Linked DNA regions of Homo sapiens: region 1 is linked to region 2. A link is a contact called in ENCODE Hi-C or POLR2A ChIA-PET data. All regions are on one chromosome and are shown on one strand. Each heading gives the region's core, a stretch centred on a gene start or an enhancer-like site at or near the end of the contact. The rest is flanking DNA. Distances are from core to core; before and after follow the strand shown. Region 1 overlaps SH3TC1 (SH3 domain and tetratricopeptide repeats 1). Region 2 holds the start of ABLIM2 (actin binding LIM protein family member 2).

What was found. A loop is a pair of places that touch in the nucleus more often than their neighbours do. ChIA-PET counts read pairs that join two places held with the same protein, here RNA polymerase II (POLR2A). Pooled maps may share reads with other maps.
Region 1: a map of B cell shows a loop between it and region 2 (6-fold over the local background). The contact joins the enhancer-like site here to the promoter of ABLIM2 in region 2. A Hi-C loop is called at or near these places in 8 of 168 maps with a recorded cell type or tissue (B cell, CD4-positive, alpha-beta memory T cell, CD8-positive, alpha-beta T cell and 3 more), 11 of 37 single-sample maps with no recorded cell type and 13 of 50 pooled maps. POLR2A ChIA-PET finds 5 or more read pairs at or near these places in 8 of 52 experiments (AG04450, B cell, BJ and 5 more).

What each region holds. Positions count from the first base shown.
Region 1 is chr4:8,227,466-8,229,965 of GRCh38, reverse strand. SH3TC1 (SH3 domain and tetratricopeptide repeats 1) reads right to left here. Exons shown (of 18, transcript NM_018986.5): 12 at 1,322-2,500. Among named protein-coding and RNA genes, the nearest start is that of SH3TC1, 29 kb to the right of the region's middle. RefSeq lists a silencer at 514-573 and enhancers at 331-1,001, 1,094-1,353, 2,343-2,500. Within about 2 kb of position 1,250, at least 22 of the 41 ENCODE cell types and tissues checked have a DNase peak (open chromatin) inside an H3K27ac peak, as active enhancers do; they include B cell, CD4-positive, alpha-beta T cell and CD8-positive, alpha-beta T cell, where a contact is called at or near this core.
Region 2 is chr4:8,156,383-8,162,105 of GRCh38, reverse strand. ABLIM2 (actin binding LIM protein family member 2) reads left to right here and starts at 3,293. Exons shown (of 21, transcript NM_001130083.2): 1 at 3,293-3,426. The coding sequence starts at 3,417. RefSeq lists silencers at 2,687-2,746, 3,087-3,576.

The DNA.
Region 1 (2,500 bases), core at 1-2,500, 70 kb before region 2:
CTCGTCCCCTGGCCCCCGGTCTCCTCGACTGTTCAACGCGGGGTGGGGAGACAGGGAAGCATGATCCTCGTTCCCTGGCCTGCGTTTCCAAGTCTGAATCCCCCAGCACCCCGGGGAGGGCCTCGTAGGAGGTGCCACAGGCTATTGTGCCAGGACCCACCGGAGGCTGCTGTGGGGGCTGGGGTGCCGGGTTTCTGGAGGGTCTCCTTGCAGTCAGAGAATGGCCCTGGGGAAGAAGCCTGGGTCTGAACCCCCCCACTCCTCCTTGGGCAGATGGCTCCCCAGTGCCCTTAGGGAAAAGGCCAAGCCACAGCCTGAGGCCCCAGGCCCTGCTTAGCTCTCCAGCAGAGCTTCTCACCATCCAGCACCCAACCAACCCACGCCCAACTCTGCACCTCCCTGCATAGGCCCTGCTCACTCACCCCCACTTACACCCCACTCATCCCCGCTCACCCGCTCACACCCCCGCTCACTCACCCCCTGCTCACCCCCATCACACCCCCACTCACTCACCCCCTGCTCACTCACCCCCATCACACCCCCACTCACTCACCCCTACTCGCTCACCCCTGGGCCTTCACACAGGCTACACCACCAGCCCCTCACCCACCACGTATTACTTGACTAAATCTTCTCAACCCTCTGGCCCCAGACTAAAGAGGCTTCCCTAACCCGGGGCCAAGAGCTGCCCCGCCATCACACCACTCACCCTTTTGTGGCTTCTCTGGCCTGAAGCTCACTTTCCCATGCTCAGCCCCTGCCACCCAAGGACCCCACAAGCCCCATTTGTGGGTGGGACGTGGCACACTCTGCACAACGAGCTGCTTTTGCATAAACTTTTCTGCGGCTTTGGGTAACCACCCGCCCCTGCGTCCTCTGTGAAGTGGGATGACAGGTGCACAGGGCTGCCGAGATGTCAAGCAGATAACATGGGCACAAGCACCGGCGTTCAGGGCCTGGCTCATGGAGGGGCCCCAAGTCCCAGCTCAGCGGAGCCTGCCTCGCTTCCAGGGTTATGTCTAGGGTGACCCACCGCCCGTTGCCCAGACTTCAGGGATTCCCAGCATGCAGGACTTTCAGTGCTCAAGGCAGGATGGTCCCTGGGCAAACCGGGAGGAGCTGGCTCCCCCAGTAGGGCAGAGAGGGCCTGGCCCTGCGTGGGAACTGCCTGTCTCCAGGGCGCTTGCCAACATCTGCTGTTTGCCATGACTCAGCACTTTCGATGGTGGAAAAACCACCGCTTGTGTCTGAATCACAAACCCCAGGTGTGCCCTGACCCGAGTGGCCCCGGAAGGCACACAGAAGGAACTGGGGCACTCACTCTCCACGTGGCCCATCTCCACGGCGACCAGAAGGGCCCACTCGTAGTAGCCCTTGCCCTGCTGGGCCGGGCCCTGGCGGGTGCAGAGATGGCCCAGCTGCAGGAGCACGTGGGTGAAGTCCCGGCCACACTCCCCAAGGGGCAGCCTCGAGAACAGCCGCACGGCCTCCAGGAGGTAGTGCTGGGCCAGCCTGCTGGCACCCGCATGCAGGCACAGGGCCCCGAAGTTGGCCAGCCCCACTGCCTGGTTCCTTTGCTGGCCCAGGTCCCGAGCCACCCGCAGGGCGCGGTAGTAGCTCTCAGCTGCCTGCCTCGTCCGGCCCGTCCTCTTCAGAGCCACGGCCACCATGTTGGCAATCACGCCCTCCTGGTCCTCGCTGGCCACCACTGCATCCCGGACAGACTGCAGGATGTCCAGGGCCACCGGGCTCTGCCCATGAAGCACGTGCAGCCAGGCCAGGGCCACCAGGTGGTCCACGATGGCACGGACTCCGGCAATAGCACTGGCTTCCACTGCCTGCGTCATGAAGGTGATGGCCGGGCCGTGGCAGCCATGGTGGCTGTACAGCTGGGCCAAGCTGGTGTAGAGGGGGCCGCGCAGCGCCTGGCCTGTGCCCGGGGTCAGGGAGGCCAGCGCTTGCCTGAGGTAGTGGGAAGTTTGGGCAGGGAGGCTGTGGGGCTGGGGGGCGTTCTGGAGCACCAGGTTCACACTCCTCAGCGAGCCGGCCAGCGAGCCCCGTGTCCGCAATGAGGCCACCTTGACACAGCTCAGCACCAGGTGGGGCAGGCACTTGCGGCTGTAGATGTCAGCCAGGAGTAGGTAGCAGTCTGAGAGCCACGCGGCCTCTGGGGCTCCCGAGTCCCTGTGCAAAAGCAGCAGCCGCTCTAGGAAGGGCAGGGCCTCCTCGGGCTGCTTGAGGTGCACGTGGTGCCTGGCCAGCAGGAAGCAGGCCCGGGCCTCGGCCTGCAGGCTCTGGCCACCCACCGCCCGCCGCAGCGCCAGCTGCAGGAGCTCCCCCTCCGCCTCGGTGCTGCAGATGTGGTCAGGCGTCCCCAGGAGCAGGGCCATGGCTTTGGGCACCACCTGTGCACACTTCTCCCGGTTCTTCTGCTTCCGGTAAATGCTGGCCAGGTTGGCGTACACAGCCACCACTAGGAACAGGTCCCCGAAGCTGCCCT
Region 2 (5,723 bases), core at 2,044-4,543:
CTGGGCCGGCACCTGGCAGACCCCCATAACACTGCTGTCCTCCCCGAAGCCCAGAGCACCCCATCATAGAGCAGGGGAAAGGTGGACACATCACCTCTAAGTGTCTCCTAATCTCAAAAGAAAGCAGAGTGCCTGAAAGCGCGTCCCAGGGAGGCCAGGCCAGGGGTGCCTCCTGAAGCCTCCAGCCAGGGGCACCAGGAGGGGTGAAGGAAATCCTGCCCTTTACGCTGGTGCCTTGGAAAACTCTAGCTTTCCCCCTAGTGCTTCCCGGAATGAGAAGCCTGGGCCAAGTTTCTTCCCCTGTATAAGACTCCTCTCTGCAGAGCAGAGAAGTCCACAGTCCAGTGAAGCAGGCAGATTCTCAGGCAGGAGCGGTGCAGCCAAGGGCCGTGCTCCAAGTGTGGGTGTGGAAATGGGCAAATGGGGCCTGGGGCCTTCAAGGTCACTGCCTGGGGCACCCGCCTATCAGGGGCTTGATAGGATCCCCACTGAAATGGGATGGGAGCCCCCAGGGAACCTGGATAAGCACTGGAGGTAGAAGGGAGCCCCCGGAGTTCAGGTCTCTACCCGCTGCCTGCTGGAAGGAGGCATGGGTCACTGCAGGGCTTCCCTGTGTGGTGAAGGGCATGTGAGCTGAGGCTGGAGGAGGAGGGCAGGGGCTCCTGCTTCCATGTTGGTACCCTCCAAGGTACCCACCAAGGCCCTCCTCTAAATGCACGTTTAATGATTTTTTTTTTTCATGAGATAGGGTCTGTCACCCAGGCTGGAGTACAGTGGTCCGATCATGGCTCATTGCAACCTCCGCCTCCCAGGTTCAATCAATCATCCCAGCTCAGCCTCCAGAGTAGCTGGGACCACAGGCACACACCACTATACCCAGCTAATTTTTGTATTTTTTATAGAAACAGGGTTTTGCCATGTTGCTCAGGCTGGTCTCAAATTCCTGAGCACAAGCAATCCTCCCACCTTGGCCTCACAAAGTGCTGGGATTACAGGCGCGAGCCACCGCGCCCGGTCCCCTTTTAATAAACCTTTAAAGGACCTTGGTTTGACATATTTGGGGCCTCCCTGTGTCCATGAGCCCCTTGAAGACCCCCTGACACCCCACCAGGCCTGCTAAAAAATAAGAGGGGCAGCATTTTTCTAGAATGAATCTTGTGGCATGTGAAATGATTTCTTGTCTATCTTCTTCACTAGGACTAGAAAGCCCAGCACACTGAAGGTGTTTGAGAATCCTAAGGGGTATGTATGCACTGTGAGTTGAAGGATATAGAAACTGAGGCACACAGAGGGCAAGCAAGTTGCCTGAGGTCACACCTGGCCTGTAGTACCATGGACAGAGAACCAAGTCTGTTTCAATCGATTCAATTCAACCAGCAGATTCGCTGAAGTCCCAGTTCAGCAGACACGGAGCAGGAAGGAAAGAAAAGACCTGGCTCAAGCCCCACCCTGTCACTAACTTGCTGGGTGACTTGAGGCAGTATGTCTTTGGGCCTTGGTTTCTGCCCTTGTGAAAGAAGATGTTGGAACCACATGGCCCCGAGGCCCTTCCAGGTTGAGAACTGTTAAGGCTCCCCAGCCCCTTGTCCTGGGCTCTGGAACCAGTCTGGAATGGGGCACCCACATCCACCCTCTGGCTCACAGGGTCTTGGCAGAGAGGTGTGAGGGCTCCCTGCCGTCCTCACCAGGCTGTGTGGGGGAAATCATGGCACCCCTGGGAGGTTCTCAGGAGCCTTTGGAAACAGAGGGAGGAAACAGAGGCTGCGGGGGAGCCTGACCGAGAGCTCCTTAGAGGGCAAGTGGCAGCAGGGTGTACCTACGGCAGGTGGGTGCCTGGCCTACCTCTCAGGCTATGATCCAGGAGTGCCAGGTGCCAGCACTCTCCCCTCCCCTCTATCCTTCTCTCCGTTTATTCAACAGATATTTGCAGACTGCCTGCTCTGTGCCAGGCCCTATGTTAGCCACAGAGAATAATAATAGCAAAGCAAAGACATTTATTGATCTCAACTCACACTGGGTCATGGCACACATTAGTTCACTGATCCTTAGATCTGGCGCCCCCTCAATTACATGGCACAAGATCCCAGTGGACTGGCATGGGAACCCTGCGGCTGCGGGCAGAATCACCTAGCTGGGCCTCCTGGATTTCTAGGGTGTGTGGGGCTTGGCTGGTTCCCCAGGACTTCAGCTCCCCCACTGAGCCACTGTACTCCTGGCCTCCCATCCTGGCCCCTCTTGGGGGAGATGGCTGCTGCTGAGGGAGGGGGAGGAGTACCTGCTCCTGCCTCAGTGTTCCATTCAGTCTACATTTTCTGTGCCCAATCTTCTTCCACTTGTTGAAAGCATCTCCAAACAGCCCTGGCCCAAGCCAAAAGTCCTTGGCCTCTCTCTCCATGCCAGGTTCCCGCGATTCTGCATCCTAAATGCTCCTCCAGCCCAGGCCCTCCGCGCCTGGTGGGCATCCTTGTGTTTGCCGGCTCCTCCCGACCTCTCTGCAGCTCGCCTTTTGTCGCACCAGGCACACAGTGGGGACCCCTGCTCCTCCCCGTTCCCTGACTCCCTCTCCTGCACCCGCGTCCAGGCCCTGTGCTGGGCGCCTGATGTCACAGGGTAGCCGGTCACCGTGGAGGCTGGGGCCGGGGACTGCGCCGAAGTGAGCCGCGCCACCTCTCCCGGTGCACCCCCCAGCTGGGCGCCAGCCGGCGAGGAGCGACGGGAGCCTGGGGTGGGTGGCGAGGCGCGGACAGCCCAAGCCCGGAGGCAGGAAACCTGCGCACGAATCCCCACCAGTGCAAGCCTCGCCGACGGATGCGGGCTAATCCTGCCCGAGCACCGCCCCCGCCTCAGTTTCCCTCTCTGTAAACTGGTAAAGAAGAGTTGGCCCAGAAGGTCTTCAGGCGCCTTGTAGCTCGACTACTCAAGAAGAGCTGCACCAAGCTCGCTTTTCCCTGCGCCGCTCTCCTAGCGACTCCCGGATTCCGTGAGCGGCAGTCCCCACGTCGCCCCTCAGGCCGTGGCGACAGCTCTGCAGAGATCTAAGAACGATTGCGAAAGGCCTCAGCCGCCGTCGCCCGTCTGCGCCTGCGCTGGCCGCGAAGCGTGCTGGGACTTGTAGTCCGATCGCCCCGCAGCTGGGGAGCCAGGCGGAGCGGTGGCGTCGAGGTGCCTACACTTCCCAGGGTGCTCCCGGGCGGCAGCGGGGGCGCGGGGCGGGGCCGCCAGGAGGGGCGTGAGAGTGGGCGTGGCACGGGCGTGGCCTGCGCGCCGTGGGGCTGCGGCGGCGCTGCCTGGCGTGTGCGCAAGGAGCGGGCGCGGAGCCGGCGGGCGGGCGGAGGATAGCGCGGGCGCGGCACCTGCGGGCCCGAGGGTCTGGCTGTCGCAGCGCCGGGCCGCCCCGACTCCGAGCGGCTGCTGAGATGAGTGCAGGTGGGTGCTGGGGACCGAGGGACCAACGGGTCCCCGCGCTGGCTCGCGGCGCCGCAAGGGCTGGGTGGCATTCGGAGGCTGCACCTGCAACGCCGGGGAAAATCACCCAGCGGCTCCACCCAACTTTTGCTCCAGGATTTTGCAGCCCCGAGGGGCCAGAGCGCAGCCCTCTGCCCTGCGCCCGGAGCGCGTAGCTCAGTGGCGCGGGCCGGGGATCCTTTCCCAGCGCGCCGGCCGGCGTGGCTGCGCCAGGATGTCTGGAAGGCGCCCCTTCTTTGCTTCTCACGGGGGTCCGGGTTGTTCCAGGCTGCAGAAAGCGGTCAGGGTCCGCGCGGGGGCCTGGGGTCCGGGCGAAGGGCCGGGGCCCCAGCAGACCTAGGCACGCAGAGGTGAGATGATAGGCGGGGCTTTGCAGCTGGGGGCGCCGCCCTTGCGCCGCTCTGGCAGCGCCTGGGTTGGGGGCGTCAGGCCGACCCTCGGCGCCCAGGACTCTCCGCAGCAGATCTGGGGACCCGGAGCCCGCATGTGTCAGACCCGGCCCCGACCCGATCTCTGCGCGTCTCCAGCCCCTCGCCCCTGCGCGTCGCACCCCTGCCTTTCCCGCCGCACCCACCCTCCGGGATCTGACAGCCTCTGTGCGGGGCTGGAAAAATCCCACAGCGCTGGAGCCCAGCCGCGCCTTGTGCTGTTGGGGAAACTGAGACCTAGAACTGGAGCCCTTGGCGGTGAGCCCTGGAGGCGGCCTGAGGATGCCCGGATCTGAGAGCCTCCTGGGGCCCGCACCGGGCTGAGGGCTTGTCGTTGCATTCCCGGCAGGGAAGGGCTGTCACCCCATTTTTCAGGGTGTGACCCGAGGCGCACCAGGCTTGAGTCACTTGCTTGGCTCAGGAAGGGGGGGCGGGGATTCGAACCCCGGGCTCACTGACTCTTGTGCTCTTTCCTCTAAGCCTGTCGCGCCAGGGACTGCAGTATGGCCCTTGGCCATGGTGCAGAAACCAATGGGGACAGCCGCTTCCCCTGAGGGAGATCGGACTGGGGAGAGAATGTGAATTTAGTAAGAGCTTCCTGTGGGCTGTAGGCCTAGAAGGGGGCGGGGGCTAAGGGCCAGGGACTCCCCTCCCTGGGGAGATTGTCTCCCTCCCCCTCCAATCCAAGGAAGGAGGGACGGCGTTGCCGGGAGCCTTTGGGAGTAGCTGAGAGCAATGGCAGGCGGTTGGGGAGGTCAGAGGCAGAACCCTTTGGAAGAGGATTTCTGAAATGGCCAACCTAGTTATCTGGGAGTGGCTGGGGAGCAGGGCACCCTGAGACTTGGCAGAACCTCCAGACACATTTATCTAATGGCAGGTGGGGATAATGGCTGGGTGCACACAGAGTAATTTTATGCTTCTTGTGGCCATAATTGATACCTGTGGTCCCCCCTGTCATCAGGGAGAGCCTCAGAAGCAGTGCTGGCATCTCTCCTCTGCATCTGACGAGAAGGGGTGTGGGGGCACTGGGGCAGTTGGGGGCAGAGACTGGGGTTTGAACCATGGTGACTGCCTGGTGGTCTTAGGCATAGGTGGCACCTTCCAGAGCTTGGCTTCCTGACCTGTAAGAGCAGTAGCATTGGTTGCCTGGAGGGGACAAGGTACAACATGAAGAGCCCCACACCTGGGAGGCCCTCGGTAGTTTGGGATGGTCATTGCTGGGTGGCCAGCTCAGCTCAGACCCTCTGAATCAATCCAGCCCTTTGGAACTGGCAATGTGTGCTCTCCGGGCCACCTGTCGCCCCTGCCCAGCCCTGTCCCCAGCCGATGATGCGCACAGCAGGCATTCCACCCACACAGTGGGGGAGAGCAGACAGCATGGTCCCTTGTTCCTGGCATGTGGGCTCTAACGTCCGGCCACTGTGTATGTCTGGCAGGACAGGAGCTTCCATCATCAACAAGGGCAACAAGGGCAGGTCCCCTGTGGCCCTCCCCACACCCGCTGGCATTATTCCAGAGCTCAGCACTGGTAGGAGTGGCTGAGCATCATCTGGTCCAGTCTCCAGCTGCCCAAATGGGCCGAAGGCTTAGAGCCCAGGGCAGCCTGTCTAACCCTCGTGTGCTGCAGGCTCCCTGTTCCTTTGGGCTGTGTCCATGTCTTCAGTTCCTGACACAGGGCACCTCCAGGATGACCCAGGTGTGGATCGAGGCCATGCAGTTGCCTTACTTTTGTTGCCTGTTGATTTCAGGTGGCCAGAGCGATTGTTTATATAGCACATGGCAAGGTGGAAGGAGATGGCATCCCATACCAGACAGGCCTGGATCCGAATC